4 separate regions of the Mus musculus genome follow, and all the other regions are linked to region 2. Evidence: chromatin loops called from intact Hi-C (ENCODE). Cell type or tissue: left cerebral cortex. All regions are shown on one strand. Each heading gives the region's core, and the rest is flanking DNA. Links, peaks and the distances in the headings are about the cores only. Region 1 holds the start of Slc25a19 (solute carrier family 25 (mitochondrial thiamine pyrophosphate carrier), member 19). Region 2 holds the start of Caskin2 (CASK-interacting protein 2). Region 3 overlaps Grb2 (growth factor receptor bound protein 2). Region 4 holds the start of Nt5c (5',3'-nucleotidase, cytosolic).

Region 1 (7,802 bases), core at 1,209-6,208, 180 kb after region 2:
CTCAGCCTCTTGAGCTGACATACTGGGGCAAGCATCCCTACCCACTGAGCCATCTTGCTATCTTCCAAAGACATGAATTCAATCCCTGGAACCCAAGTAGTAGAAAGAGAGAAAGGATTTTGGCAGATTGTTCTTTGCCCTCCATACTAAAAATAAGTCACTTAATCAAATCAATAATTTCAAGATGGGTGTGGTGATGTGTGGCCCTAGAGAGGCAGAGGTAGGGGGATTACCAGATGTTCAGAGCCAAATAGGGCTATGTCTCAAACAGAGTGAGGCCATGTCTCAAACAATAAATAGACACAGTTTTATTCAAATCCAAGTAGACTGAACCTGACCCCTCCCCAGGAGATTTGAGTTAAGAAAGCTGGATTCCCAATCAACCAACCCTTCTGGGGCTTCCTTGCCAGATGCAGCAAGAAAGCTCAGCATGTTGCGGGAAATGGTAACCAGCAGTGCTCTCCAGAAGTGTGTACACAGCTGGGAAGCCAAGAAAAGGGTCAGCTGACCCAGCCAAAAGGAAATGGGGAAGAGACTGACATGAGAGACTGATGGAGGCCAGTTGTCTGAAGGCGAAGGCGAAACTCTCTCTCTCTCTCTCTCTCTCTCTGTGTGTGTGTGTGTGTGTGTGTGTGTGTGTGTGTGTGATGTTCTATAGGCGTACATGCCATAGACCACATGTGAAGGCCAGAGAGTCAGGTCTCAGGTGTGGACAGTGAGCCCCCTCACCAGCTGAGTCACCTGCCCTTTCTCTCTCAGAGTCTCTTACCTTACACTGGACTTTGTTTGCTATGTAGCCAACATGTCCCTAACACCTCCCAAGTGCTGGGATTTCAGCTCTGTGCCATCATCCCTGGTTTATGAGATGATCTCAGGCTCAAACCCAGGTTCTTGTGAATGCTAGGAAAGCCCTCTACCAACTGAGCTACGTAACCAGACTCTCTTTTCCAAAGCTGTTTTCTCTGTCCCTCTTTGTCCCCGCGGAGAGGAGGAATACATACCAAGGCTTTCCCAACACTCCCACCCTCCACCCACCAGGGTTACCTGGGAATACGGGCAGTAACTACAAACAGTGCATCTTAGGTTGGGGACACCTCAAAGCATATATATATATATGTGTGTGTGTGTGTGTGTGTGTGTGTGTGTGTATGGATATATACATATATATATATATACACGTATATATATGTATATATATATATATATATATATATATATATATATATATATATATGGAGAAGTTGTAGGGAAGAAGCCATGATCTGCAGCTGAACTGGGGCAGGACAGCGCCCCACCCCAACCCCCACTCCCTCCACTGTCTAAGACAGGGCTCTAATTCTTCCTCTGATATCTAATTCTTCCTCTGAACCAGTGGAGGCTGTTCCCACAGGCAACAGAAAACAGCTCAGGGACCCACAAATGGTGATGGGTGAAGTGCTGTTACCCAAAGGCAGAGCCTAGGAACCAGGACACCCTCCAGCAAGTTGGGAGCCTTTTCCCACTGGCTGCCATCACCATCCCCCCCCACCCCCGACGCCCCCCGACCCTGTCTGCTTTGCTGAGGAGGTCTGCGCTTGAGTGTTACTGGACAGTGAATCTCTTTTTTCTTCATATGTTGTCTGGGTTTGCAGCCATGTGCTGAGTAACCCTGAGAAAAGGAACCTTGAGAAGCGCCAGTCTTGGCCCTGGTGCCCACGAGAACTTCCCCCGGAACAGTTCGAAAGTGTCGGGGTTTTTCTTTTTATGGGTTTCACAGTAAAAACACCAATGTCTGAAACAAAATAAGAAGCACAACCATGCAAACATCCATGCATGAAGGTTTTTTTTTTCTTTTTTTTACATGAAGTTTATTAACAGCTACTTTTTTGGTTGGTTGGTTGGTTTTTCGAGACAGGGTTTCTCTGTGTAGCCCTGGCTGTCCTGGAACTCACTCTGTAGACCAGGCTGGCCTCGAACTCAGAAATCTGCCTGTCTCTGCCTCCCAAGTGCTGGGACTAAAGGCGTGTGCCACCACGCCCGGCAATAGGTACATTTTTTATGTTTATTTGTGCATGTGCTGTAGTACATATGGTAGAGTCAAAGGGCAGCCCGCAGATGTTCTCTCCTTCCACCTTGTGGGTCCCAGGAATTGAACTCAGGACATTGGCTTCATCTCAAGAGCTGTTGCCCACCAAGCTATCTGTTCAGCCTAGAAACTTTATTGGTAAATACTGAAACCTGGAAATAACCAAAATCTGCTACCAGGTGAACGAACAGCTAGGCCAACTAAGTGGGGAGTCACGTATAGCTTTGCTTGCTTGTTTACCTCGGGGCTGGAGACCCAACCCAGGATGTGCGCATTTGCAGCTCCTGAGCCACGCCCCAGCCACACAGGTAAATGCTGGTCTTTCCCACGAGAAGCTATGGAGGGGTTTTAGAAGCACCTTGCTGAAAGAACGTTCCCACAGGGAGCTGCTATGTCCCAGGGTCTGAAACAGGGATCAAAACAGCTCAGCAGGTTCTTAGTGACTTTGGGAGGCAGAGAACAATGAACATAAGATACAAGGCTCTTCATTTCACTCTGACTCAGATGAAAACACACGACATGGGCCCAGCAGCCTGAGCCTGAAGTCCCTGCCCTCAGAAAGCAGCAGCTGAAGAATTACCATAGGATAGACAGGAGTCTAACCTGATCTGCATAGTCAGCCAGAGTAGTCAATGTTCCAGTAAGAACCTGTCCCCAAACCAACACAGTACAAAGTCAGAGGCTGGAGAGCTGGCCACACAGTCACAAGCCTGTACTACAGGCTGGAGAGCTGGCTCAGCAGTTACTAGCACTGGCTCTTCTGGAGGTCCCAGGTTCAATTCCTATCACCTACCTGGCAGCTCACAGTTCCAGGGGATCTGACATCGTCACATAGACACACATGCAGGCAACACATCAATGCACATACAATAAACGTAGTAAAATTAAAACATAATAACAATGATAAACCCTCTACTGCTCTTGCAGAGGACCTACATTCAATTCCTGGCACCTAGAAGGGCAGCTCACAATGACCTGGAATTCCAGCTCCAAGACATCCAATGCCCTCTTCTGGACTCCATGGGAACTGCACTCATATGTGCACACCGTCCTTTGCCCCACAAGTACATCCAATTTAATTAAAAATTCTTAGCTGGGTGGTGGTGCTGCACACCTTTAATTGGAGCACTGGGGAGGCAGAGGCAGGCAGACTCTGAGTTCGAGGCCAGCCTGGTGTACAGAGTGAGTTCCAGGACAGCCAGGGCTACACAGAGAAACCCTGTCTCAAAGAGGAGGTGGGGTGGGGGTAGGGAGGCAGCGTCCAAGCGATTCTGTATCAGCTTGGGCTGACAGGGTTTTTGACATACAGATCTACAGAGGCAGCGTAGCTTGGGCACCCTGAAGTCTACCTTCTTTGTCTGAATGGATGGAGAAAGTGAAGCCTGAGACTCACAGCAAGTTCCCTTCCACCAAGCTCACACTGACTTCTTACTGAGAGCAGACTGCTGGGGGCCATTCCCCTCCCCCAGGGTGGCTCAGCTGGGAGTGGCCAAGCCTATTTGTTCAAGACGGTGGAGACGTTATTCACTCCTAGGAGGCGGGGGAAGTCCAGAAGAACTCTTAGGCTTCTGTTTCGGGTGTGATGAGGTCACAGAAGGCTTCACTTCCCCAAGCTGACGGGAACTGGTTTTTTTTTTTTTTTTTTTTTATCTTTTCACATGACTGGCTTTACTAAATATATTGAACTTAGATGACCAGATTGCAAATATGCAAAAATCAGAACTGGGGAACAAGTGAAAGAATCCTGGCACCTATTCAGGTGGTGTGTGTGTGTGTGATGTGTGTGTGTGTGTGAGATGTGTGTGTGTGTGTGTACAGGGCTTATATACACATATTGAGTGAAGACAGCGGAATCAAGCGCGACGTACATGCAAACAACCGTTTCAACAGAGGTGGAAAAGGAGACGAACACACCTGAGAAAAATAGATTCTTCAACTGTAGTAATAGTCCATCTGGCACTTGGGAAGCAGAGGCAGGTGGATTTCTGAGTTCGAGGCCAGCCTGGTCTACAAAGTGAGTTCCAGGACAGCCAGGGCTACACAGAGTAACCCTGTCTCAAAAAAAAAAAAAACAAAAAAAACAAAAAAAAAACAAAAAAAACAAAACAAAAGTCCATCTGCTGAAACAACATCTAAATCGGGGATTGGGGCAGAACTACTTACAAGTATGAGGATATGAGTTCAAATCTCCTTCACCCAGGTCAAAAATGTGCCTGGCTATGACCCCATTACTGGGGGTGTGGGGTGGGGGAGGACCGGGAAGACAGGAGAGAAACAGGTGGGTCCTGGGGAGCTTACTGGCCAGTTGGCATAGCCAAACAAGATAACCCTGAGAGGCCCTGTTTCAAGTCAGTAAGGTAGAGACAAACACCCTTTCTCGGGCCCTCATAGGCACATACCGAGAAGCATATACCTGAACAATACACACCACACACACCCAACTCAAACCAACTCAAACCGGATCAGAGACATATGTGCATAAACCTGCAGTGCATGCATTAGAAAATGCAGTGGGGGAAGATTTTGCCACAGAGTTGGCCATATGGGCCAAATCGGATGGTCCTGAAGTTGAGGTTTTCCTGATTCTGAGAGCTGCGGTCAGAGGGAGATCCCAGCGTGCCTGCCTGGAGAAATGAACCTTTGCCTAGGCAAGATCCACTCCCCCACCTAAGCAGTAAGACTAGCGTTCATTACACCTAAAAACTTCTAGGCCAGGCATGATGGCTCAGACGGGAAGTGAAGGAAGGAGAGTCATGGGTCACCCACAGCCACGTAACAGTCTGAGGCTACACAAGAACCGATCTTTAAGATTGTAGTTTCCGACACTTGAAGGCTAGCTTTGGAGATGACTCAGTAGGTAAAGGTGCTTCTTATCAAGATTGAAAACTAAATTCAACCCCTTGGATCCTGTGGAAGGAGAGGACTGATTCTTGCAAGCTGTCCTCTCGCCTCTCCTTGTGTACCCCCCCCCCCCCACTATTAACCTTTAAAAACTTCTGTCATTTCTGCTACTTGGAAAACAAAATGAGAAAAGCTATCCAGAGATTTGTTACTGCCCAGCCAGCTGTTTCTTGAGGTGTTCTTAAAAAATACAAAAAGGAAGCCGGGCGTGGTGGCGCACGCCTTTAATCCCAGCACTCGGGAGGCAGAGGCAGGTGGATTTCTGAGTTCGAGGCCAGCCTGGTCAGAACTCAGAGTGAGTTCCAGGACAGCCAGGGCTGCACAGAGAAACCCTGTCTCGAAAAACCAAAAAAAAAAAATACAAAAAGGGGCTGGAGAGATGGCTCAACAAAAAGATGACGGCTTTTCCAAAGGTTCTGAGTTCAATTCCCACAACCACATGATAGTTCACAACCATCTGTAATGGGATCCGATGCCCTCTTCTGGTGTGTCTGAAGACAACTACAGTGCATTTATGTACATAAAATAAATAAATCTTTAAAAAAGATTAACTCTTTTTTTTTTTTTGGTTTTTTGAGACAGGGTTATATATATATATATGGTTATATATATATATGTATAGCCCTGGCTGTCCTGAAACTTACTTTGTAGATCAGGCTGGCCGCGAACTCAGAAATCCTCCTGCCTCTGCCTCCTGAGTGCTGGGATTAAAGGCGTGCGCCACCACGCCTGGCTAAGATTAACTCTTAAACTGTAACAAATAAACCACTGATTTAAAAACATGTAAGTAATGATACATTAAGAAGTTGCAGCAAATTACTTAGATCTCAGTTCAGATAAACTTTTTGTTTTAGAGGTCAGGGTCTCACGTAGCTTAGGCTGGCCTTGAACTCTGGGTTGATGTTGAACTACCGATCGTCCTTCCGGTGCTAAATTTCCTCCGGGGGTGTGTGTGTGTGTGTGTGTGTGTGTGTGTAGTTTCCTCCGGGTGTGTGTGTGTGTTTGTGTGTACAACTCCCTTAAAGGTTCTTATTCCTCCGTGTGTGTGTGTGTGTGTGTAGTTTCCTCCGGGTGTGTTTGTGTGTGTGTGTGTACAACTCCCTTAAAGGTTCTTATCCCAAAGAACCCATCTAACCCCGACCCGTGTGTGTGTGTGTGTGTGTGTGTGTGTGTGTGTGTGTGTGTGTGTGTGTGTACAACTCCCTTAAAGGTTCTTATCCCAAAGAACCCATCTAACCCCGACCCAACTCCAGTCCTTCAGGCTAATAATACCAGGCTTCCCGCCATCTTTTCCAAAGTTATATGACTTCTAAGACTACATTGATTTGGAAAATAAAAAATAAAAACTGGGTCAAGTTCAGCGAGCTCTAATATTCCATAGCCGCGCAGACTTCAGAGGATCGCGCCAATGAGAGGCCCTCTAGAAGGTCGTAAAAGCCAACTTCGCCATCCGCTCTTTTACGGCGTCGGAAATGCGCACGCAAGGCGCTGTGGTACTACACCTCCCAGGAGTCTCTGCAGCTTCTCAAGGGGGTGGGGCTTGGAAGCGGAAGACTACAGTACCTAGCGGTATCTGGACAGTGACATTGGGATGGGACCTTCGACGTACAACGATTCGTCCAGCGGCGGCCAAAAGCTGCACGGTGATTGGCCTAGCAGCCTGTCAGTTACTGGCAAGTGCTGTTAAGTTTTGCTGTTGGGCTACACTGAGAGGGAGGGAGAACTGAGCTTGAGGAGCCCGGACGGGCCTGAAGTGTCAGGTGAGTGGACCTCTGGCTTTGCTTTCTTCCCGGTACTCTCGGGGGCCGGTACCCCCACTCCGTGTGTCAGAACAGAGAAGGGCAGGTATCCACGTGGGGCGGGGACGGATGCTCACGAGGCACACCTGACCCCAGGAGCATCTTCAGAGACACGGAAGGCGAATCCCTCCCACCACCACTCACCATCGTAGGCGTTTGCACATGGGGTGTCCACTGCCCCGGACTCACGGAGACGCCCTCTCCACCCCACCCCATCCCCGGAAAGCCTGGACAGTGCACTCACGCGAGGCTGTCTGCAGAGCGCCTCAGCAGATCACATGGGCTCTCGGTTAGTCACCGAAGGACACCTGTCCACCCGACAGTGGAGTCTGAGGTAGAAAAGCTGCAGGGTGAAGAAACTCGCTTGCACCCCCATCACTGCCACTCAGGTCAGCAGCCGCCCTGTCTCAATCCTGCATTTATATTTATTTATATTATAAATCATTTTTTATCTGTTTAGATAGCAAGACTGTTAATGCACGAAGATTTTTGAATAAACAGGAGATTAATATTTCCCTTTATTTATTTTTGTTATTGGTTTGCGACCGTATAATCCTGGCTAGGCTCGAACTTGTTATGTTCTTAAGGGTGACCTTGAACTCTTGGTCCTCATGCCTCCCACCTCCCAAGTGCTGGAATTACAGACTACACTGCTGTGTTGGTTTTTGGAGACTGAACCCAGGGTACGTTAACAAATGTGATACTTTCCTCGCCTGGGTTGTAAAAATGTTTGTGTTTTTTAGTTTTCTTGAAGGCAAACACTTTTAAAGCTTTTTAGGTGTGTGTGACTTACTGGTTTTTATCACTTAACTTGATGAGCAGTTTGAGCCAGGCAGTCAGACGCCATCTCCTACTTCCCACAAGGGAAACCTGAGTTGGTATTTTATTTCATTTAAATGTCTTTTTACTTTTATTTTGCTGTAAATGAGTGTTTTCCCCGCATGCATGCCTGGGGCAGGAGAAAGAGTTTCGGATCCCCAGAGACTGGAATGACTGCTGTGAGCCTTCTTATGGGTACTAGGTCCTCAGTAAGAGCA
Region 2 (7,802 bases), core at 1,257-6,256:
AGTTCCAGGACAGCCAGGGCTACACAGAGAAACCGTGTCTCGAAAAAAACCAAAAAAAAAAAAAAAAAAAAAAAAAAAAAGGTGGGTAAGACCGTGATCGATTTGGCTCAGCCGTGAGGTCAGGGCCTAGCAGGTGCTCAGTAAGATTGCTAAGTGACGATGTGTTCTCAGGAGGAACTTCTCTACAGAGCCTTGCCTGTTTCCCCAGGACAGGTCCCACTTTCAGGGACTGAAAGTCACAGAGTTTTAGAGCTTTAGGGACAGACTTTGTAATTGCATAGGCTACAGCAGTCTCTAAGTCTACACCAGTCTCTAAGTCTGAGGTGGCTGTGGTGTTCAGCAAAGCTGGACACTGGGCTGGCAAGATGGCTCAGGGAATAAGAGCACTGACTGCTCTTCTGAACGTCCTGAGTTCAGATCCCAGCAACCACATGATGGCTCACAAGCACCCATAATGAGATCTGGTGCCCTCTTCTGGTGCATCTGAAGTGTACTTATTGATAATAATAAATAAATCTAAAAAAAAAAAAAAAGCTGGACACTGGTAATGAGGGGACATCTAGCCCAGAACAAGACATGTGAAACCACCTCAACTATAAACTCTTCACCCAGTCCTTCAGTCATGCGCGTGCTTTCCAAACTGACCCGCACGTCTACATACCACAAGATGACTATTGCGGTTCTTTGCCTTGGTGCTCGAAGTGAGATGAAGATACTGGCTCATTAGCTGAGCTGGGTTCCAGGTTAACAACCCAGGCGAAAGTGCAATAAGGGAATTCATCCCCCCCATGCCTCTCTATTGAACACCTCTGGCTCAGCCCCAGGGAGCTGCACTCAAGCCAAAGGCCCCAGGAGCACAGTGAATGGGAATCAGCGGAAGGGACTTACCTTAGCTGGAACCGACGAACCACATAGCCCAGTCTCTTCAGGTGGCTGAAGACCTTAAGGGAAGAAAAAGGGAAGTCTTAGGTGTTCTTTTTGTTTGTATGTTTGCTTGAAAGGTGCTTGCTCTGCAGCCCTAGTCGTCCTGGAGATATGCACATCAGATTGGCCTCAAGCTACTCAAAAGTAGTATTTCTCCCTCTACCTTTAAGGACTACAATTATAACACACGTCAACATGCCTGCAGAGATGTCCATCTGTTCAAATAAGTTACTAGTTTCTCTAAACACAAGTTTTAGTGACGATTCTGGGGTCTTGGCCTCGTTAAGAAACACAGAAATATTAAGACATGTTTTTGTTTTAATCCCAGGTGTGGGGACACAGGGTGCTTCGGCCCATCCACAGCAGCCGTGATTTGCTTTCTGTTCGAACAGAGCTGTGGTTTTTGCTAGCTGCAGATCGATTTTTGCAATTGTGTAATATTTGGGACTCTGGGAACTTTTCAGAGGGTACGTAAATGCTAAGGCCCCAAAAGGTGGGGTTGGTGGTTGTTGATTGTTCGGCGGAGTTGACTGCAGTTTGTCGGTAACGCTCAAAGAAGAAACGAGAGAGAAATTACACTCAGAGTCTCTCTCCCCTCTCTCCTCCTTTTTCTCCTATCGAGTGATAAGAGATGAAACCGGGGGCACAAAGGGTGGGAAAAAGAAGAACCCACAAAGTAGCAAAGACCAGTGACACAAAGCCATTTCCTCTACCACTCAAAACCTCCCTCCTATATGGCCCTAGGTTCCAAATCTTGGGACTGCATGGACCACATTCCATTTTAAGTATCATCCTCACCAGGCCTGCTGGTTCAAGGTTGTCATCCCAGCTACTAGAGAGTTTGAGCATAAACTCATGACCAGCCTGGGGTACAGAGTGAGTTCATGGCCAGCCTGTGCAATTTTGAAAGTCCCTATCTCAAAACATAAACAAGAGGGTAGGGGCTATACAGCTCAGTGCTGGAGTGTTTGCTAGCAGGCATGGGCTGCTGGCTTCACTTCCCAGAAGCACTAAAAATAAATAAGCAAATACCATCCTCAAAGGAGATTTCACTCTTTCAAGTCTATCTCCTCTTCTGGGCACACGTGTTGTTTAATAACTTATCAACAATACAAATCCCCCAAACCTGACAGTCTCCATTTGAATATAAGCCCGTGTGATCACAGGCTGTCTCACCTACAGCCCTGGCTTGTGGCTCTGTGTTCGAAGCCTCAAAGGCACCTGTCAGGACTCACTGACTTGGCAAATAAGAGTCACCTTGGGAGGCAGATACCTGGTACTGCAGGAAACTCAAGGTGTCCTCTGTCAGCAGCAGCTGGTATGCCTCTTGGATAGACAGTGGGAGGTCTTGGTAGAAGAGCTGAATCGAACCCTGGAAGTGGACCAAGAGCTTAGCTGTGTACCCTTCCTGCAGTGCCCAAGCCAGTCACCTTCTTGGCTCTGACCCTTTCCCCACACACTCAAGCATCACTGCATGACCAGGACAAACAATGAGAGGATTAGAACTCCCGCTGTCCAGTGGTATCCTCTTCTGTTCTCAAAGTCCACACATAACTTCACTGAAAACATAATTCTGAATTCCTCCTGGTCCACCAAACCGTATCCTTCCCATTCCATTAGTCGGGACCCCTTTCCCCACGCCTCCAGGACCCCACTTACACACTCCAGCAGATACAAAGCCTCTTCGGGGTGAAGTCGCTGCCGTCCTTCCTCTGAGTAGCCCATGGTCTGCCAGAATTTCCCCTGTGCGGCAGCAGACCAAGTGTCACAAAGCAGCTAAGCGGACAGAGGAAGGGGGTCCCCCAGCCGCGGAGATGCCCGGGCCGCTCACCGCAGGAGACGTCAACTCCACAAAGCCCTCTTCTGGTTTCCACTCCGCGGCCACCAAGCTGCCCCTGGCGAGGAGTGGGGAAGGGGCGTCTCGGTCTGCACGGGCAGTCCCCGGCCTCCGCCCACCCGGCCTGACCCGGCCCGGCCCAGCCCCTCTCACAGGCGCTCCACGCGCTCCTCCGCCAGCAGCTGCCACAGCTCTTGGCGACACAGGCGCAGCCGCTCCGCCTGGGCCTCCGAGCCGTCCGGGAGGAAGTCCTTGGGGCCATGCGACCGCTGTGGTAGCTTCTGGGACCGCGAGCGCGCGGCGCGGAGCTCCGAGGCGCTGGGGAGAGCCGGGAACACGTGATCAGCACAGAGGCCACCCCGCTCGCTCCCGGGTCCCACGCACCCCACGCCATCCCCCGGGCCGGGTAGCACCTGAGCACACGCCCCGCGGGAACCTCCACCGACCCGGGTTCGGGTTCGGGCTCCATCGGGCCGCTGTCTGCGGCTGCGCGCGCACCGCGAAGCCCCGCCCACCCCGGCATTCCGCGCGGTCCTAGCGCCTTCGACCCGCTCGCTCCTCGGGATCATAAAGCCACCCTCGAGCCTCGCGCCTTCCTACCTGCCCCGTGTGTGTCCTAACACCTGTCGGCACACGTGTACCCCGGGCCGCGGGACCCAGCTCGATGTGCAGGTTTCCAGATGTGCAAAAACTCACCTATTCCGTTTCCAGCGCTTCTGGGGGCTCCTCCCTTCTTTAGTATAACTTTACCTGGCTACTGGATGTAGCATGGATAATCAAATATGTTACTCTCATCTCTGCAGCCCTGAATGTCTTTGTGTCCTACCACCAGCAGGAAAGAGATGCGTAGAGAGAGGAGAGCAGTGAGCCCCCAGACACCAGCTTTGCAAACTGGAGGCCATATGGGAATGTTAGGAGTGGACCAAAGACTTATGGAGTTCCTTCACGGTGGGCCAAAAAAAAAAAATCTCTTCTTAGGGGCTCTGAAGCAGGGTTCAAAGGCCAGGGGTGGAGGCGCTGTCCGGCTCACACTGGTGCTGAATCGCCACCCCAGACTCCGAAAGCACCTCCTCGAGGCTGGGGTCCCCGCCGTGACATCCTGAGTCGCACTGACGCTCACCACTAGGTGGCACCGTTGCTCCAGCCAGCAGCTATAGGTCTCTGAGTGTGGACGAAGGTCGCTGCGGGCAACCCGGGAAAGGATGGGGCAAAGAGGAAGTGATCCCCACCCCTAGTGGGGGGGGGGGGTCCTCAGGTTCAACTGCCAAAACATCCTATTTTCTCTCCTATACATTCACACTTCACCTTTTGATCTAGACCAGAACCCAGTTCTCTCGGGATCCCCGGACAGGACACAGCAGCACGAAACCTCATCCACCCCGCCTCTCACCCGCCACTTTGCACCCCTAAGCAGCTTCACCTGCGCGCATGCGCTGATCCAACCAGTGGCTCGGCTCTGGACTGGCTGGCGGGGGCGGGGCCTAGTGAAGATGGGGCGGGGACCAGGGTGTTGATTGACAATCCAACTGTGCGGCCAGGACGGTCCCCGGCTCCCGATCCGGCGGGAGGGAGGGGGGAGGGGCGGGATTTCCTGCGGGAGGCGCCGAGCCGGCCTTGGAAAGGAGGAGAAAGGGGTTGCGGGGGACAGTGAGAACCAGAGTCCAGAGTGCCTGAGACTGAGCACAGCCAGCCGGACCCCCGGCGGGGCGGCCGGGAGAGGTGAGACTGCCGGGTCCCGGGCCAGGGGTCAGGACCCTTGAGAGCAGACGCAAACTAACTTTTCTTGTCTGATCGGCGGGCTCCTCCATCTCTCTGCTCCTTCCGCCTTCCTCGAGCCCCCCTTTTCGTTCTCCTCTATCTATTCCTCGGACGCTTGACTCTCCGGGTCCCTCTTGCCGCTTTGTTCCCGGGGTCGGCCTTATCTGGGCTTGGCTGCGGGGAGCTGCGCCGCGCTAGAGGGGCATTCCAAGGGGAGGGGGAGCCAGCCGACCCCAGGCACTGCCAGGAGCACTCTCTCCCAGTGCGGGTCGCGGGCTTTGAGGGGGAGTGCCCTCCGGCTTGGGCTTGGAACTTCTGAGGAATGAGTGGTTCCCCACCTGGGCCCCCAGGCCTGCACGAGTCTCTTGCCACAAGATTCTGGCAACAAAATCACCGCCACTGAGGAACTGACTTAAGGGTTTGTGCGGGAAGTCGAGTTGGGGTTTCAGGTTCAGGCTTGGGAGGTAGTTGGCCAGCCTGTCCAAGCTCTCTGTCCTGGATCTCTACCCAGCTGCTCTCTCCCACCACAGACGCAGTGAGAAAGGATTAGCAACAGGTGCTGTAGATCTCTCCGATCCAACAGGTAGATCTCCCCCAGAAAGTGAGGGACATAAGCACCCAGTCCACCCTCTAGGGACCTGGTAGTGAGGAGTGTGCTGCAGACACCTTGGACAGGGAGTGACCCCTACCATCTGCCCGTGCCACTCTCCCAGGCCCTACCTCCCGGCCCCGCCTGTTGTCTGTGGGTGTCAGAGCCTGGGGCTGTGGAGAATGGGCTGCTGGCCCTGCCTACACCAGTGTCTCCTGCTGCCAGGGCCCCTCCTGCCCAAGGTTGAGGTGCTGCCCAGTGCCATGGGGCATAGGCAACCCAGCCTTTCCCTCCTTGAATGCTGCCCCTCTCTTCTTTGCGAGATATATTTCTCTCAAGTACAGAAACTTCCTCCCCTCCGTTAGTGGCTTAGACTCACTCCAAGGCTCCTTGGGCATCTAGGGTGATTTGGGACTCCCTAGAGGTTCTATCTTGCTCATCTTCTCTGTCCCGGTTCCTGGCTGTAACCCAGCTTTTCATTGGATGACGTGTATCTTTTCCAGACCCTCAGGACTTGTCCCTGGCTGCTGCCTCACGCCAGAGGGAATGCTGACTGCTCTCTGGGTGGGCACTGGTGCTTCTGCGCTAACCCAGGAAGATTGGCGGGCCCAGTCCCAGCCCATTCCAGGGCTGTCGGAAGCTGCAAGCTGATCTCAGGCCAGATTTCCACACAGCCTCCACCCCACCAGGGACCGGCTTTCCTGCCTGTGGTGGCAGCTCCCAGAGCACCTTGAGGGAACTATATCTCTGCCTGACAAGAAGCCCATTGCCTGAGACACCAGACTTGTTCCCCCAGGACCAGGAGTCCTCCAAAGCATTGAGGCATGGCGAACTGACACTTGACTGGGCCGGTCCCTTGCTTCTTCCTGGACCTTGAAGTCCCAGAGCCTGACCCGGTAATCAGAATGGGTCGTGAACAGGACCTTATCCTTGCCGTCAAGAATGGAGACGTGACCTGCGTGCAGAAACTGGTGGCTAAAGTGAAGGCTGCAAAAACAAGTGAGTCCTTGGTGGGGTGGCCATCCAGCTGAGGTCCTTCTCTGAGTACTGAGGGCCACAGAGAGAGGCCGGGGTGAGGGGGAGGTGGCAGGGGGCTCACTTTGATTTGCAGACTTGAGGAAGAAGGACCGTGCTGTTGTAGACAAGAAGTGCTTCTGTATCAGAGCCAGGGAGGAAAAAGGGTCCCTTCTTGCTCTGTGTCTCCGGGCAAGTCACTTAACAGCTCTGAACCACGGAGCCCTTGCCTACAAAGGGACCGCATTGAAACACATTCAGCTCCTGCTTTTGATTGTTTATTGTATGCCAGGCTCCGTCCTAAGCTCTGGACCAGAGCAGGGAGCGAAGCCAACCAACGTGCTAGCCCTTGAGGCTGCCTGTCAGGAGATGGCTTTGTGGATGCGTTTGTTCTTCTAGCCGTGGGTCCGGAAAGTGCGTGACCACCCCCAACCCCATCCACAGACGTGAAGCAGAGCTTCCCTGTAGTTATGTCTGCACTTCATGGGGATGTCTCTAAAACCTCTTTGGAAGCAGTGGTTGGGTTTCTGCTGCTGCTGGTGGTTGCTTTGGGGTTCTGTAAGGCTTAGAACCCCAGACCTCGAACTTGCTGGCGGCATCTAGGAACTCTCAACACTCCGACCGCTACTAAAGCTCCTTTCTCCCCAGCTAATCTGCTTGTGTTCCTTGGGAGTGTGTAGCCAATGCTAATGTTCTAGAGGTTTCCACAGCCCTGAGGACTGGATCCCTGGCAGGATAGTCAGGGCTGGTTGTATGGATGGACACTTAGCTCCATCTCTTAGGACCGTCTGAGGTAACAGGACCTCTCACACACACCTCCGAGGAAAGTTGACCTCTGGGTTTAAGGCCAAGCTCCCTGGGCTCTTCCAGATCTTCAGGCTTGTCTTCAGGTCTTAATCCAGCGGGTGGTTCTTCCGGCTCCTCTGGAGATGAAGAAAGTGTTCCCTGAGAGAGGGTCACCTCTGGAGGGAGCACTGGGGTTTGAACCCCAAGACACACCTGGGTCTTACACACAGGACTCCCCAGGCTACTTGGAGACATCTTATCCCCACCTACACCTTAGTGTGCCGGTGCCAAAAGGAAAGACGTTAATGGCGTGCACCCACCTGCACAGCAGGGCGGAGACCCAAGCGTGAGGTGGAGCTGTGTGCCCCTAGGTCCTTGTGTCCTAGGGAAGTGAATGAGGGTGAGCCAGATAGGAGGAAGGTACTGAAGCGGTCGGTCTCGGGGAGAGGGCCTGAAGGTCTAAGTGCGTTGCGAGCCACTCTCCTCCCCCTCACCTCTCTGTTGCTTTTGGCCACCTGCCCGGTGGGGCCTTGGTCACACTGCCGCTAGCCTCACAGTCCTGGCTGCCTCAGAGAGTGAGGCCCACTGGAGGGTAGAAGGAGGAGTTGGCGGATGGCGGATGGCGGGAACCTCACAGCTAGGTGCGTAGGGTCCAAAACAGGTCTTCTATGTCCCATGGCAGAGTCTCTAGGGGATCAAGTTTCTTCCCTCAGTGCAAGGTGGAGACTCACCTATACAGGTGGACACTGGGTGAGAGGCCTGAGCCTTCTTATGGAATCCCCTGCTCTGTACCTCCTTTTGTCCTCTGAGAAGCCAGAGAGACTGGTGACAAAGACGAGGTCCCGGGTGACCTTTGTAAACCTTGGAGTTTATGAAACACGGTAACCCCTTGCT
Region 3 (7,802 bases), core at 1,337-6,336, 170 kb after region 2:
CATCAGAGATGCAGAGTGAGAAGGATTTGAAACCTAGACTTGGGAGTGTTTAGACTCCCGCAGTCTCTGGGCACCCTGCCCTGCAGCTTCATGTCTTTGCCTGAATCTTAGTTTTAATCTGGCAGAATTTTTTTTTAAAAATACTTTGCAGGGTAGTTGTTTATTAAGCCAGCTGTGAGCTCTGCCTGTGGCAAATGCCTATAATTCTCAGGTCTTGGTAGGCCGTTGTTGACCAGACATAAAACCCTGATTCAAAGCAGACACCAGCCTTGGTGGCTTCCTCTTACATTTTCACCTCTCAGATAGCTAAGCAGGAGTGTGGGATTCCGAGGCAGCCATATTGGTGCACAGACTTGTAGGATGGCATGGGCTGCCATATGAGGGCTGCCTCAGAACAGCTTAACAGACCCCAGTAGGGCTACACAGATGTTCAGCAAGCAAGGCACTTGTCACACAAGCCAGGTGACCTGGATTTCATCCCTGGAATTCACAAAAGGCTGTCAGAACAGAATGACACCCCCCACCCCCCAGGGTTGTCTTCTAACCCCCATGTGGATACACGGTGGCTTTAGAAAATGAAAAGATGATTATAAAGTTAGCTTTAGGTGGCAGTAATAACAAATAACCATGAAAACATTATTATTTTATGTATATAGGTGTTTTACCTATGTGTATGTCTCTTTGTCACAGGCCTTCAGAGGCCAGAATTGGGCATCATTCTCTCCGGGAACTGGACTTGTAGGTGGTTGTGAGCTGGTATGTGGGTGCTGGGAACTGAACCCATGTCCTTGGGGCGAAAAGCCAGGACTCGTAAGTGCTGAGCTGTTCCTCTAGCTTGAAATAAAAAATTGTAAATATGATTATGAAAGTTATGTTCTTGGTGAGCATACACGAGGCCTGAGGTTCAGCACCCAGCACCACATAAAACCAGGCATGGTGGGATACACCTATGGCATAATAGCTGTAATGAAATGAGGCTTTGTCACTAATAGACAGTCTGGTACTGTTGTGATTAGTTATCATTGCATGTTTAAATTTTTCAGATACCAGGGCTGGCGAGATGGCTCAGTGGGTAGGAGCACTTACTGCTCTTCTGAAGGTCCTGAGTTCAAATCTCAACAACCACATGGTGGCTCATAACCACCCATAATGTTAGGAGTGGCATGTCTGAAGACAGCTACAGTATACTTATGTATAATAAGCAGGAGCAAGGACTGAGCAAGTGGAGTTGACTGGAGTGAGTGGGGGCAACCGGGGTGGGCAGAGGTCCTAAAAAAATTCAATTCCAAACAACCACATGAAGGCTCACAACCATCTGTTCAGCTTCAGTGTACTATATACATAAAATAAATAATAATTTAAAAAAATTTTTTTTCAGATACCATAAGGTAATGGGCTTTGGTTTTTCGAGACAGTCCCACTGTGTAGTTCTAGCTGTCCTGAAACTATGTAGACCAGGCTGACCTGGAACCAAAGAGATCACCTTTGTCTGCCTTCTGGGTGCTGGGATAAAGGCGTGCATCACTGCCACAACCTAGACTCTAATTCCTCACAATGCAAGCCTCCCTTCTTGCTTTTGCAGAATCCACCCTTCTACAGCTGCGAAGTTGTAGGCCTTCCCAGCCTTTCCCTGCACTCCTATTATGAAATGGCTTTGAAAGGCCTGTCTTCCCTCTGCCCTTATCTTGGGTGTCAGGGCTTTCCTAGGTCCCTCCTGATGAGTGAGAGGCAGGAGGGCTTTGTCCTCAGAAACTGGCTTTCAGACTGCATGTTGGGAATGGTCTCCTTGGAGACTGAAGAGTGGCCTGTGTTGCTGCCTTGAATTATGATCTAGAGTGTGGAGTAAGCGAAGCTGTTTGAAAGCTCCATCTCTCAGGAAGGCCCTGAGCCAGGTAAGAGCCCCAGGGAGCCTTAGGCAGGAGACCCGCAGGTAAAGAGCTCCCCTCTGTCTCTGACAAGCACTCACTACAGGAGCGCTCTCATTTACATGCCAGGTTGTACATCCCGTCTCTTTGTGGGGAAGCAGATGGTGACCAGCTTGCCTTCCTTCCTTAGGTGGTTTTTTGGCAAAATCCCCAGAGCCAAGGCAGAAGAAATGCTCAGCAAACAGCGGCATGACGGGGCCTTCCTGATCCGAGAGAGCGAGAGCGCTCCTGGGGACTTCTCCCTGTCCGTCAAGTAAGTGTTTCCTGCTGGCCTTGCCAGAGAAGCTGCTGCCTTTGACTGGATTGTAAGGCTGTGGGGAAGATGTTAACACATCTTTTCCTGTGGAAATCCTAGTGTTTGCTCTAAGGCCTAGTTGTAGCAGATCTGAGGTTTTAGGTTTGAAGTGTCATGAACCTGGGGGAGCTGGCAGCACTCGAGGCGGCTTAGCCCCACTCCTCACCCGCCCTGCCTTCACTGCAGTTTCTGCTGCACTTACGGTGACCACGTGCGCATCTCCACTCCTGGTGTTCACCTGGACCCAACTCATGCTTCCCAGGAGCCTAGAGGGGCATTTTCTCAAAAATCCAACTAGGAATTGCGCATGATATTACATGCCTTTAATCCCATCAATTGAGAGACAAAGACGGGTGGATCTCTGTGAGTTCCAGGCCAGCCAGAGTCACACAGTGAGATGCTGACTAAAAAAAAGAATGGCTTTGCCCTGTCTGACCGATCATCCTTTCCTAGTTAATGGGTTACTACAGAAGCCCACCCCAAAATTCATCTCTTTTTATAAAATTTTTTTTAAAATATTTCCTTCATTTACATTTCAAATGCTATCTGCTTTCCTAGTTTCCTCTCCGAAAGTCCCCTATACCCTCCCGCTTCCCTGCTCCCCAATCCACCCACTCCCACTTCCTGGCCCTGTCATTCCCCTATCCTGCAGCATATAATCATCTCAAGACCAAGGGCCTCTCCTCCCATTGATAGCCAACTAGGCCATCCTCTGCTACATGCAGACACAAGACACAAGCTCTGGGGGGTACTGGTTAGTTCATACTGTTGTTCCTCCTATAGAGTTGCAGACCCCTTTAGCTCCTTAGGTACTTTCTCTAGCTCCTCCATTGGGGGCCCTGTGATGACTGTGAGCCTCCACTTCTGTATTTGCCAGGCACTGGCATAGCCTCACAAGAGACAGCTATATCAGGGTCCTGTCAACAAAGCCATCTGCTTTCCTTCCTTTGCCTGAACTACTCCAAGTAGCAGTAAAACAGCTCAGGGAGGGAGACAAGTCAGTAGGTAGGGGCTGGACCCTTGGGCAGGACTGGGCCGTGATGTAGTGAAGACAGCAGGAAGGCCAGCTATTCCTTCCATCAAAGAAAACCATCTAGGAATGGAGACCTAGGGCATCAGGTAGGGTTATAAGTTCTGGGTCAGCCTGGGCTACATGAGACCCAGGCTAATAACACAGCTCAGTGGGTAAAGGTGCTTGTCGTCCAGCCAGGTGACCTATGTTTGATTCCTAGGACCCACATAGTGGAAGGAGAGAACTGATTTCCACAGGAGTTCCCCTGACCCCTGCCCATCACACACACGCATATCTAGAGAAGTGTCCTCTTAAAGTTAAACATTTAAAGATGTTAATACGTCATCACTTTAGGAATAAAATATAAGAGGTAGCTGGCTCGGTTGGTAACTACCACGAAACAAGAGGATCTGAGTTAGGGTCCAAGGGCAGATGCTAGAGAGGGAGATCGTGTGGAGCTGTAGCCAGCTAGCCCAGCCTTACCATGGAGCTCCGGGGTCAGTGAGAGGCACTTCAGACAGCCAGTGTTGACATTGGTTTCCACACATGTGCACATACATGTGCTTTCACACCCCATGGACATGACACGTACACAAGGAAAACATGAACTACTGCCTGCCTTTAGCGAAGCATCTTCACAAGGGCTTCCATCAGCACCAGACTCTAAGATAGCACACAGTTTCGAGATCTTGGGAGTCTGGTGGGAAGATGTGGTAGAAGTGACCCTGCACTTGGGAAGCAGGTGCATCCCAGAAGGCTCTTGGGCCTTTGGAGCCTGAGCCACAGTCCTCTCAAAAGCACCTCCCTTGCTGCTCAGGGAACCGCAATGAAGTCGCTGGGTGCTTGGTTTTGCTTTCCTCCGTTTCAGTCACCACAAGCCAGCTGGAAGTTCCAGAAGTAACTCCTGGATTTTAGATAACTTTTATGATGGCATATTGTTGAAATTGTTTCAGTGAAAAATAACTTTATCAGACTATATGTGTCTATAGGGGAAAACAGTGCATCTGGAGTTTGGTATCTGGTTTCAAACTTGCCCTGGGGTTTAGAAGCACTGGAAGTCCAGTGCTGCCATCTGCTGGTTTGTCTTTAGAACCACTTTAAGAGACTACTGGAAGAGATTCAAAGGCTTGGCAGTGAACAGGAATCAGAAAGAAAAACAGTAAGAAAATTCCTCGGTAGCCGGGGCGTTGGTGGTGCACGCCTTTAATCCCAGCACTCGGGAGGCAGAGACAGGCAGATTTCTGAGTTCAAGGCCAACCTGGTCTACAGAGTGAGTTCAGCCAGGGCTACACAGAGAAACCCTGTCTCGAAAAAAACAAAAAGAAAGAAAGGAAGGAAGGAAGAAAGGAGAAAAGAAAAGAAAATTTCTCAGTGAAAAGCATAGCTTTGGCATACCTGTAACCTCAGCAATGGGAGGCTAATGCAGGGATCACCAGATCACCATGAGTTCTAGACCAGCTTACACAGTTAGTGAGCTCAAAGCCAACCTGAGCTAGTGTTTGACTATCACCCCACTTTTTGAACTGTTAAGGCAGATAAAGCTGTAGCCTCACAAGTGGGCTGTGTTAGTAGATCATAGACATCTGAGGGTTAGCCTAGTGGGTGGGCTTCCACTGTGTTACTCCTGTAACTAGTCATCAGCAATCAGGAGGGGCTTAGGGGAGGCTCCTGGGACGGTCTGCATTCTCTCCAGCTGGATACTCAGGGTGCTATGAAGCTCTTGTGACCCCAAGCTCTGAAAAGCTATGCCTGACAGAGAAGTTCCCTGGACACCTTCAGGTTTGAGGCAGCCCTGCAGAGCCCTGTGGCCGCTTCATGGTTTTTCTCCCCATCCTCAGGTTTGGAAATGATGTGCAGCACTTCAAGGTGCTCCGCGACGGAGCCGGGAAGTATTTCCTGTGGGTGGTGAAGTTTAATTCTTTGAATGAGCTGGTAGATTACCACAGATCAACATCCGTGTCCAGGAACCAGCAGATATTCTTACGGGACATAGAACAGATGCCACAGGTAAGCAAAGAGCTTTACTCACTTCCAGCAAGTGTGAAGGCCCAGGCGTGACACCACAGCGACTTCCTGTGTGCTCAGGCCGACCTCATGGCAGTGAGGCTCTGCAGTTGGCACTCAGGTGGTTGAGTCCCTGTGCAGCCAGCCTGTGAGGGATGCACTCAGTCCTCCTCACGTATGAGCAGGAGTTCTGGTTAGGACTGCCTCGTTTACAGCCCGAGTGAGGGAATGCTGAGAGTGTGTTCAAACCTGTTAAGAGGGGCTGGAGAGATGGCTCAGCGGGTAAGAGCACTGACTGTTCTTCCAAAGGTCCTGAGATCAAATCCCAGCAACCACATGGTGGCTCACAACCATCTGTAATGAGATCTGATGCCCTCTTCTGGTGTGTCTGAAGACAGCTACAGTGTACTTACATATAACAATAAATAAAATCTTTTTTTTTAAAAAAAAAAAAAAAAACCTGTTAAGAGAGCTCTGGCACACACAGCCCAAAGTGTTTGCTGCTCCCCACTAGCCAGTATTGGCTATTCTTAGTGACATGGGTATATATACCCTTGTGGGTTTTAAATGTTAATAAAGGATTCCTCTAATCCCACCTAGGACTTAGGAGTGTGTCAGAGCGGAGGGAGTGAGGTATGAGGCTTCTTTGGAAAGTGGGCGGGTTCCCACATGCTTGCCCTCCCTGGGGGAGCCAGGAGTCCAGCTTCCAAGGCCGCCTGGCAGCATGAGAAACACCGCTTCCCTGCTCTCTCTTGCAGCAGCCAACCTACGTCCAGGCGCTCTTTGACTTTGACCCCCAGGAGGATGGCGAGCTGGGCTTTCGCAGAGGAGACTTCATTCATGTCATGGATAACTCAGATCCCAATTGGTGGAAAGGGGCCTGCCACGGGCAGACCGGCATGTTTCCCCGCAATTATGTCACCCCAGTGAACCGGAACGTCTAAGAAGCAAAAGAGATTATTTAAAGAAAGTGAAAAGTTAAGACCGTTCACAAGAATTACACCCACACGCTGCCTGTCACAGCCTGTGAGGGAACGCAGAACACCTGGCTGGGTCCCACGGGTGACCCTCTCATTGGGTTGCAACTTTGGGGGGTGGGGAGGGGTGTTTGATTTCATAATGCCAAAACTTAACCTATTGAATGAATTACAGTTTTTATTACGGAATCTCGCCGCTACCCCTGTTCCCCTCCTGTGTCCTTTTTCTCGTTCTTTCTTTCCTGTCCAGTGCATGATGTTTAAGGCCACATATAGTCCAGCTGATGCCAATAATAAAAGACAAGAAACCAAGTGGGCTGGTATTTTCTCTATGCAAAATGTCTGTGGAGATGGATGGACTGAAAGAGCCGGATTCCTCACACACAGGGGCAGCCAGTGCTTCTGGGGCCCTGGTTGGGGTTCACCCGAGATGCCCAGGGGTACCGCCTCCAGCCTCAGGCCTGGAGCATTCCATCAAAGTTGGAATTAGGGGAAGGAGGCCCACTGTCCTCCCCGGTCTCCTGAGAGTCAGACTGCAGGCCCTCCCCTCTCCCACTGCTTCCCTTCAGGTGTTTTGACGTTTTTTTGTTTGTTTGTTTGTTTTTTTTAAATAGTGCCTTTGTCTTATTTCAAGGGTGTTCATAAATGGTATTTGTACCATTTTTTTTTTTAATAAGTTAAAGACAGTCCAGAGCTTTTCAGTTGATTCGTCTCCTATCCTGTGTAAATATTTTCCTCTCAGGGCAGGGGAAAGAGGACAGAGAAAGGAGCTGGTAGAAGCAGAGAGTGTATTTCCCATCTTGAATGGGCCGGAGGTCTCGAAGCCTCAGCTTTTACTTTGTGAGCTGCAACACTCGCTTCAGCTCAGACTCAGTGGACATCAGAGTCTCTGTCTCCGTGTCTCAGTTATGGTCTGCTCTCTCTATGCCTGGAGCTACTGATCCAAACACAAGACGGTCAGAGGAGCCCTGGCATCCTTCACTCTTATAGGCCTACATGCAGATGGGCTTGAAGAGAATTGGCCTTTCATTTTTCACGCTCGTATTTCCCCACCTGTCCAAGGGTGCAGATAGCAGGATTGTGGGGTCGGCCGCATCTCTCTTGGCAGTGGGTTGTGCTGCCCCTCCCCCCACCCCACCCCTCCATCCCACAAAGCCTTTCGAGGTAGGAGAGACCAAGACCAGTGCACAGCTTTTTAACTCTTGTCTTCTGTGAGTTTTCCGTCCTCTGTAGTCACGTGCCTGCACACCGTTCTCTCCACCCTGCCTCCTTCCCACAGCAGAAGCAGGGCTCCACCCAGGCCTTCCCTTGGAGTCGGTGCATCCATGGGCTGCTAGACTCTTGCGGGTAGAGTCTCCCCTGGACTTAGCATTGTGAGATGGACTCAGCTCAGGGCGCCCCTAAGGCTCGGAGGCGGCCTTCTGGGTCCCCACCTCTCCTGGTTCCGCTGCTGCTCTCCCTGCTGATGATAAAGTAATCTCTGGAGTCACACCTGGGCCATGTGATTGTTTTATTTTGGAATTGGTGTATATCATGAAGCCTTGCTGAACTAAGTTTTGTGTGTATATATTTAAAGATCAGTGTTTAAA
Region 4 (7,802 bases), core at 1,094-6,093, 320 kb after region 2:
GAGGTTCAGCCAGACTCCATTATTGGAGCAGATTTTAGGGGACTGTCTGGAAACATTTGTAGGAGGGGGTTTAACACCCCAAGATAGAAAAGATTCTGTAAAGTCAGATCTTCAAACCATTTTATAAATGGGGTTCGTATGCTTGCTTGGAGGGTTGCTTAGTGCTAAAGAACATTTGCTGGGCCAGGCAGCGGTAGCACACATTTAATCCCAACATTCAGGAAGCAAAGGCAGGTGGATCTCTTGTGAGTTTGAGGCCAGCCTGATCTACAAAGAGAGCTCCAGGACAGCCAGGGCTATGCAGAGAAACCCTGTCTCAAGACAAGAGCATTCACTGTCTTGCAGAAGACCCAGGTTCAGTTCTCAGCACCCTCTTAGCAGCTCACAGCTGGTTCTAACTCTCGCTCCACGGCCTTGAAGCTTGATGGCCTCTGAATGCTTGCAAGTGGCGCACAGATATTCACGTGAGGGGGCAGAGGTGGAGGCAGAGGTATCTGGAATTAGTGGCAAGCCCAGGTAGGGAGTGAATTTGAGGCAAACTTGGATGCATAAAACCCTGTTGCAGCCGGGCGTGGTGGCGCACGCCTTTAATTCCAGCACTCGGGAGGCAGAGGCAGGTGGATTTCTGAGTTCGAGGCCAGCCTGGTCTACAAAGTGAGCTCCAGGACAGCCAGGGCTATACAGAGAAACCCTGTCTCAAAAAAACAAAAACAAAAACAAAAACAACAACAACAAAAAAAACCCTGTTGCAAAAAAAGTAAGGGGTGTGTGTCCAGGAGATGTTGGGAGAAGCCTGAGTTAAATAGGGTAAAGATACAATATGTATGGGATACAATATGTATGTATGGGATTCTCAGAATATTTTAAAAGTTACTGAAAGGGCAGGAGAGAAAAAACAGCAGATGAACTTTAACTCAGTTTATGTGAAAATTGGTTTGGCTTAGTGAAAATTCAGTCCCTAAGTAAGAATTCACCGGGATATGTTGTTGTTGGTTTGTTTTACCAGTTTTGTTTGCTTTTTTGTGTTTTTAAAAAAAATGTTTATAAGGAAAAAAACAAAAAATAAATAAAAATAAAAAGAATAAAGGAAGAAAAGAAAAAAATTGTTTATTTTATTTTTTTAAAAGGTTCTATATTTTATTACTAGACAAACACCCTAATTTAAGACATGAGCAAGTCTCCAGGTTAAAAATGTTGAAATCTGTCTGGTAGGACTGATTGCTGACCACAACTCAGTATAAACCCTCAGTCTTGCCATTGTGTGAATCCTTACAGACCCAGCTTTGTTCTCCTCCAGTGTCTTCTAAGAGAAGAGTTGAACCTGACGTTGTTACCAGTTTTCATCCGGATCCACTGAGGAATGGGGCGATTTTGCTTTTGTTTCTTGGCCAGGAATCGCTTGATTCGGAAAGTCTTGTGAGAAGACATGGCAAGAAGCCGAATCAGGCGTAATGCGCAGGATGGCAGAGGAAAGGAGAACCGAATCAGGCGTAATGCGCAGGATGGCAGAGGAAAGGAGAAGAGCTTTTTTTATTTTTAATTTCATTTATATGAGTACACTGTAGCTGTCTTTAGACACACCCGAAGAAGGCATCAGATCCCATTACAGATGGTTGTGAGCCACCATGTGGTTGCTGGGATTTGAACTCAGAACCCGGGGAAGAGCAGTCTGTACTCTTAACCGATGCTGAGCCATCTCTGCAGCCCAAATTTGTTTAAGATAAGGTCTTCACTAAGTAGCTCTGGCTGTCTTGGAACTCAGAGGTCTGCCTCCTGGGTGTGAGGATTAAAAATGTGCGCCACTACACTCTGCTCCTTTGTTGTTTTAAACTGGCTTTTCTTCAAGTGAGATGTCGGGCTCCATGCTGACAAACTTCTGCCATGGGTTAGAAGTCATGTCTTATCGGGGTGTAGCAGTGCCCACCTTTAAACCCAGCACATGGAAGGCAGAAGCAGGCAAACCTCGGGGAGTTTGAAGCCAGTCTGGTTCACAGAGTTTCAGGACAGCCAGGGCTATGTGGAGAAACCCTGAGTCGGGGGTGGGGGGGGAGTCATTACTCAAATCTGCATTTATAGGTTGGAAAATTGATGTGATGTCGCCATTGACTCTGAAATCTACAAGAATAAGTTGTGTCTCTGTGTGTGAACGCTTAACATTTTCTAGAGGGACATACAAGTTTTCGATTCTACCGGAGACCTCGGGTCCACAGGAAAAAGTAGTGGACGCAGATTGAAAACAATGTTACTGTTTCAAACCAAGTCTGGCTTATGAGTCCGGTCTCTTGAGAGCCCAGCTCATGCCCAGCTCATGCCCACGGTTGTCTTTAAGGGGTCCTTCTCATCCCTTGAACTGGGAGACTCACGATCCTGTCAGCTTCCAGCCTGGACAAACATGGGAGAGGCAAAGGATGCATTCAGCATGCGAAGCAGGTTCCCCATTGCCAAGAAAGTATTTCGGATCTTAGAGGTTATGGGAGAGGGATTCTGATGCTGCACATGAGCGGCAGCCCCGTAAGGGACGCAATGCCATCCTGGGCACCTGGTTGGCCACTCTGTGCAAATGAACAAAGTCCGGCCCGCCCCTACCCCGGTCCCGGAAGCTTGTTTCCGGGTCTGGCATCTTCCGTGCTTGCCGCTGTGCTCTGCGGAGACACCGGGCGTGGCAATGGCGGTGAAGCGGCCCGTGCGCGTGCTGGTGGACATGGACGGCGTGCTAGCTGATTTCGAGTCCGGCCTCCTGCAGGGTTTTCGCCGCCGCTTTCCCGAGGAACCGCACGTGCCGCTGGAACAGCGCCGGGGCTTCCTCGCCAACGAGCAGTACGGAGCTCTGAGGCCGGACCTGGCGGTAGGAGACCCGATGGGGAACCTCTAGGCTGAGTTCTCTTCTAGGCAGCCAAGCTGTGCGAATCCACAGTTCACCCCCGAACCAGAAAGCTTGAAAGGGTACACACACACACACACACACACACACACACACACTAGAACCGAGGTCTCCTGCAGAATCTTTGTGTGTGTGTGTGTCCTCTTTGGGGCTCCCCCTACTGGAAAGCAGGAGCGGGACCAAGATCTCTCTCTTTCAGGAAAAAGTGGCCAGTGTGTATGAATCTCCAGGCTTTTTCCTAAACTTGGAGCCCATCCCTGGGGCCTTGGACGCTTTGCGAGAGATGAACGACATGAAAGAGTAAGGAGGGTGAGGAGGGGGCGGCGGGAAGACGGCCAGTGCCCCAGGCCTAACTGCACCCCTTCTCCGCAGCACCGAGGTCTTCATCTGCACCACCCCACTGCTGAAGTACGACCACTGTGTGGGCGAGAAGGTGCCGGCGCCTGCGCTGATTTAAAAAAATAAACCAGAAAATGGGGGCTGGGTGAAAGGGGTCCCGCGTGTTTGAGGGCTAGTCCCACTTAAGCCCCCATGCCTTACTTATCTTGCATTCTGAGCCTAGCAAGTTCCACTGACCTCTCCCCACCCCTCCCGCCTATACAGTACCGCTGGGTGGAGCAGAACCTGGGGCCAGAGTTTGTGGAGCGGATTATCTTGACTAGGGACAAGACGGTGGTCATGGGAGACCTGCTCATTGATGACAAAGACAACATTCAAGGTTGGGCCAGCCAGTTAACCTTGACAACCCCCAGGCATCTGGCCTGCTGGGATTAAGGAGGAGTAAAAATGACCCAATTACAGAGCGCACGCTGTCTTTACTGCCCAGGCCTAGAGGAGACCCCAAGCTGGGAGCACATCTTGTTCACCTGCTGCCACAATCAGCACCTGGCCCTGCCCCCCACCAGGAGACGGCTGCTTTCCTGGAGTGACAACTGGAGGGGGATCATTGAGAGCAAGCGAGCCAGCCTGTGAAGGACCCTGAGGTGGACAGGACCCTGCCTGGACAGGTGACTTTCTTTAATCAGGGAGCCACTTGAACAGACTGCTTTCCGGCTCCTCCCAGGAGGCCTACACGGGAAAGAAGGAGACTAGCACACAAATACAGTGGAGAAAATCAGGAGGTTTTTAATAAAAATAAAAACCAAACGCGAGGCTTTGGATCTTTGATGCTCCTTTTCCTTTTCAGCTCAGGATGGGAGCGGGAGCCTTCCTTCATCCAGTGGCTGTACGACAGCCCCTCTCCAGCCCTTGTAGATCTCCTTCCTCAGCTTTCGTTGTCCATCTGAGGGGGGACAATGCTGAGTGATCAGGGCCCCCATTTTCCCTAAACTCCACTTCCTGTCAGGACTGCTCTTCGCTTATCCCCTAATTCCATTTTTTCTTCTCAGTGGCAGAGGAGGGCGGGGTAACCAGTTACAGGAGCTCGTTAGACTCTATCGGACCTTTGTGGTCAGGAACTCACTAGGTGGACCAGACTCATCGCTATCCCGCTCCTGTCTCTCAAGGGATTAGATTAGAGGTTGGGCCGCCATGGTCCCCTGACATTAGTTTCTAGGTGTCTTTATGGAAGGTCTGCATCTGAGTCCTGAGGGGTTGACAGTACCTACTGGAGGCTTGTGGCTCCTGAGAGAATGGCAGGAAGCAGACTGGGATAGCCCATGAAAGGTTCATGTTCAGGGCTCCCACCCAAGTGTCAGAAGATCTGACCCATAGGCAAAGGGGGCCAGAGCAACTCTTTTGAAAAGACAGGGATGCCACACTTGGCAGCTGGCACATGAGTGGTCCACAGCCTGGTAAAACAGAAGTCACTGTCTTGCTGTCTAACCCAAGGATCCTATGTAGGGCCTCTCCAGAGAGACAAGGCATGCCCGGGTGCCCTCAGTTCTCCTTCATTCTGCTCTCACACCTGTAGGGCCTTGTTCTTCATGCCCAATGGCCATTTAGTTAACACTCATTAAGCTGTGACACCCAAGGGAAGACACTTCACCTCTGCATTCCTCTTAGGGCGCCTCGCAGAGAGCAGGGCTGTGTGGATAGTTGTTTCTGTTCTGCAGAGCTCTCCAAGTCAATGCTACCATGCCCAGATACTCAGCCTCAACACGGGAGGAGTCAACCCACGGCATTTCCCCAGACAATAAGGCTGATTGATCTCTAGCCATCAAAATTACTCTGGACACTCATGGTACTGGCCACTCTCCCAGGGGCACAGCTTCTTACACGAGGGCATTAGCTGGGCACTGGGGGCAGCAGAGGTGGTGGTCTGTCTGTAGTTTATTGATTGCCAGTCCATGAAAGCCATACCAGCTTTGGTTCTCCTCTAAGCATCTCAAGTCTGGCTTCGTCCCTCCTCCTGTTTTCCCTGGATGCAAACGCCTGTCATGCCAAGACTGCAGCTTGCATGCAGCTGAACAAGCACCACTTTGCGCAGGATGGGCTCAGGATGCTATTAGCCTTCTGCTTCCTATACCTGTGGCAGGATCTTTAAGTGTCCTTGGGTCAGGGCTGCTGTGGGGCCTCAGTCTTTGGCAGTGGGATCCCCAGGGCAGAATGGGCCTGCTGGCTGTGGGCCTCAGCCACCTGGCTCGGCGAGCAGAAGTCCTCTAGGAATATCTGGGCCAGGTTCCGGAGCCGTGTGCTGGCAGAGATGGAGAAGCGCAGCATGCACTGGACCACGGGCAGGGAGGTCAGCTCGGGATGGGAGCGGGAGCCTGGCGAGCTCAGGTACATGAGAGTGGTGACAGCAGACAGCACCGTCTCCTCGTCAGGACTGGACAGGCAGCCGATGATGAGCGGGAGGCCCCCCGCCTGCAGGACGTGCTCCTTGTTGGCCTTGTCCGCGCACAGGTTGCAGAGCCCCCCTGGAGAGAGGCAAAGGTGGATGAGCCGGGTGCCTGGGTTCTGGTTTTCCTCTGTCTCGCCTCCCAGCCTCTCTCTGGCTAGTGAGTCCTGAGGAAGCACTTGGGCCTGGGGAGAAGTCTGCCTGTGGACAGGGACTGCAAGGTCACCAAGACCCAGTCCTCTGCCAAGGCTTCAGGAGTCCACCCTGGGAGTCACCCTGACTTCTGTCCCCAGCATCAGCCCTCCCCCAAAAGGATAGTGAGAAAGAAAAAGAAACCAGAAACCTCACGACATGCTAAGTCTAAGTAAATTACAGCAAGCTCATTGGATAAAAAATACCATGTAGAGCTTAAAAATAATGTCTCCAGGCTAGATAAGTGGCTCAACAGCTAAGACAGTGTATGGCCCTGGCAGAGGACCTGAGTTTGATCCCCAGGACCCCCAGTGGATAGCATGAATTCCAGCTTCAGGGGGTATTAAACCCCTTCTGGCCTCTGTGGACATCTGTATTCACGTGCACTCGTACACACACACACACACACACACACTATTAAAATGAAAGGTAGTGTCTTCAGGAGAGTTTTGGGGGCTAGCTTTGAGAAAGACTTGCTCTGAAGCCTAGGTTTGCCTGGAATAGTGTCCCACCCTGGCCTCCTGAGTGCTGGGTTATATATAGGCTTGCCCTAAAACACCAATATAAAAGTCTGCTTTCACCGCTAGGCATGGCTACATCCCTGTCTCAAAGACAAAACAAGCGGGGTAGAGAGATGGCTCAGTGTCTAAGAATACTTCCTGCTCTCCTTGAGGACACAAGTTCTGTTCCCAGGACCCACACCAGGCAGCTCTGAACCACTGGTAACTCCAGCTCCAGGGAATCTAAAAACCTGGCCTCCGTAGGACCCCATGGTGAACACGCAGCATTCACACACAGATATATGGTGTACACACAGCACTCACACACAGATAGGCCTCATATATGAATAGAAACAAACAGACAAACCCCACAAGGACTGGAGAGACGGCTCGGCACATCCTGCTCTTCTGCCTGTAACTACAGCTTCATAGGATATGACGTCCCTCTTTGGCCTTCATCAGCACCTGTGTCCACATGAACCTACCCACCCCTCCTCCTACGCCACATACACACATACATTAAATAAAAATTTTAGAAATCCTAAAGATAAACAAAACAAAAATATAAATTTTAGAGTTTGGGAAATGGCTCAATTGTTAAAAGTACTCGGCTAAGTTTGATCCTAGCACCAATATAAATAAGCCAGACATAATTATGTGGGTCTGTAACATCTTCACTGTGGGGGTAGAGACAGGAATGTATATGTGTATGTGTGTGTGTGTGTGTGTGTGTGTGTGTGTGTGTGTGTGTGTGTGTGTGATTGGTGAGCTCCAAATTCAATGAGAGACCCTGTCTTCAAAACCCACAGCCGGGCCGTGGTGGCGCACGCCTTTAATTCCAGCACTTGGGAGGCAGAGGCAGGCGGATTTCTGAGTTCGAGGCCAGCCTGGTCTACAAAGTGAGTTCCAGGACAGCCAGGACAGCCAGGGTTACAGAGAGAAACCCTGTCTCAAAAAAACAAAAACAAAACAAAACAAAACGAAAAAACCCAACCAACCCCCAGTGCAGAGCCACAGAAGATCACCCTCAGCATTCGCCCCTGGCCTCCGTACTCAAGAACACACACATAGAAAGAATTAACTTTTGTGTGTGTGGGTGTATGTGGCAGTGTCTCACAGTGTAGCTCTAGCTGGTCTGGAACTTGCTATGTAGACCAGGTTGGCCTTGAGCTCAGAGAGATTCATCTGCCTCTGCCTCCCAAATGCCTGCGCCACCATGCTTCCCTATAACCAGATTTAGTGGAGGCGGAAGGAGAGAAAATACTGGGAGAAAGGACCGAAACTGGAGGAGGGCATTTCCAGAGTAGACATGTAGTGCAATCGAAGTCCAAGGGACCTAGGTGAGAAACCCTAGCAAAGTCTCCCAGACACAGAGACTGGACTTCTGTAACCAGGCAAGGCCTCAAGGATAGGGACTGGGCCACCAACCCAGCCAACACATCTTCAACCT

Evidence for each region. Hi-C counts contacts between places; a loop is a spot of excess contacts. Peaks named below come from ENCODE experiments on the same cell type or tissue, not always from the same donor. Only the 100,000 strongest peaks of a DNase experiment are listed, where the experiment ranks them.
Region 1: it touches region 2 in a loop (3-fold over the local background); 25 of 42 quality-filtered maps call a loop at or near these places.
Region 3: a loop joins it to region 2, with 4 times the contacts of the local background. A loop is called at or near these places in 23 of 42 quality-filtered maps.
Region 4: it touches region 2 in a loop (6-fold over the local background); 9 of 42 quality-filtered maps call a loop at or near these places.

The regions. Positions count from the first base shown.
Region 1 is chr11:115,626,989-115,634,790 of GRCm38, reverse strand. Slc25a19 (solute carrier family 25 (mitochondrial thiamine pyrophosphate carrier), member 19) reads left to right here and starts at 6,496. Exons shown (of 7, transcript NM_026071.3): 1 at 6,496-6,726. In left cerebral cortex, for the core only: a CTCF peak has its summit at 3,086 (motif pointing left); DNase peaks (open chromatin) are centred at 3,092 and 3,566; H3K4me3 peaks cover 94 bases; H3K27ac peaks cover 47 bases.
Region 2 is chr11:115,810,192-115,817,993 of GRCm38, reverse strand. Caskin2 (CASK-interacting protein 2) reads left to right here and starts at 4,402. Exons shown (of 20, transcript NM_080643.2): 1 at 4,402-4,480; 2 at 5,612-6,107. The coding sequence starts at 6,014. Tsen54 (tRNA splicing endonuclease subunit 54) reads right to left here and starts at 3,255. Exons shown (of 11, transcript NM_029557.1): 1 at 3,175-3,255; 2 at 2,915-3,079; 3 at 2,756-2,819; 4 at 2,584-2,667; 5 at 2,198-2,296; 6 at 889-941. The coding sequence starts at 3,230. In left cerebral cortex, for the core only: CTCF peaks have their summits at 2,761 (motif pointing left), 2,994 and 3,884 (motif pointing right); DNase peaks (open chromatin) are centred at 3,267, 3,923 and 4,232; H3K4me3 peaks cover 4,098 bases; H3K27ac peaks cover 2,146 bases.
Region 3 is chr11:115,644,147-115,651,948 of GRCm38, reverse strand. It overlaps Grb2 (growth factor receptor bound protein 2), which reads left to right. Exons shown (of 6, transcript NM_008163.4): 4 at 2,056-2,178; 5 at 5,071-5,239; 6 at 5,995-7,802. The coding sequence ends at 6,180. Among named protein-coding and RNA genes, the nearest start is that of Slc25a19, 20 kb to the right of the region's middle. In left cerebral cortex, for the core only: CTCF peaks have their summits at 4,314 (motif pointing left), 5,425 and 5,632 (motif pointing left); DNase peaks (open chromatin) are centred at 2,070 and 4,324; H3K27ac peaks cover 868 bases.
Region 4 is chr11:115,486,650-115,494,451 of GRCm38, reverse strand. Armc7 (armadillo repeat containing 7) reads right to left here. Exons shown (of 3, transcript NM_177778.5): 3 at 3,986-5,739. The coding sequence ends at 5,378. It overlaps Nt5c (5',3'-nucleotidase, cytosolic), which reads left to right and starts at 2,638. Exons shown (of 5, transcript NM_015807.1): 1 at 2,638-2,845; 2 at 3,081-3,181; 3 at 3,254-3,314; 4 at 3,485-3,599; 5 at 3,708-4,027. The coding sequence starts at 2,666. The coding sequence ends at 3,853. It also overlaps the pseudogene Gm11694. In left cerebral cortex, for the core only: a CTCF peak has its summit at 3,032 (motif pointing left); DNase peaks (open chromatin) are centred at 1,495, 2,576 and 2,982; H3K4me3 peaks cover 1,768 bases; H3K27ac peaks cover 1,366 bases.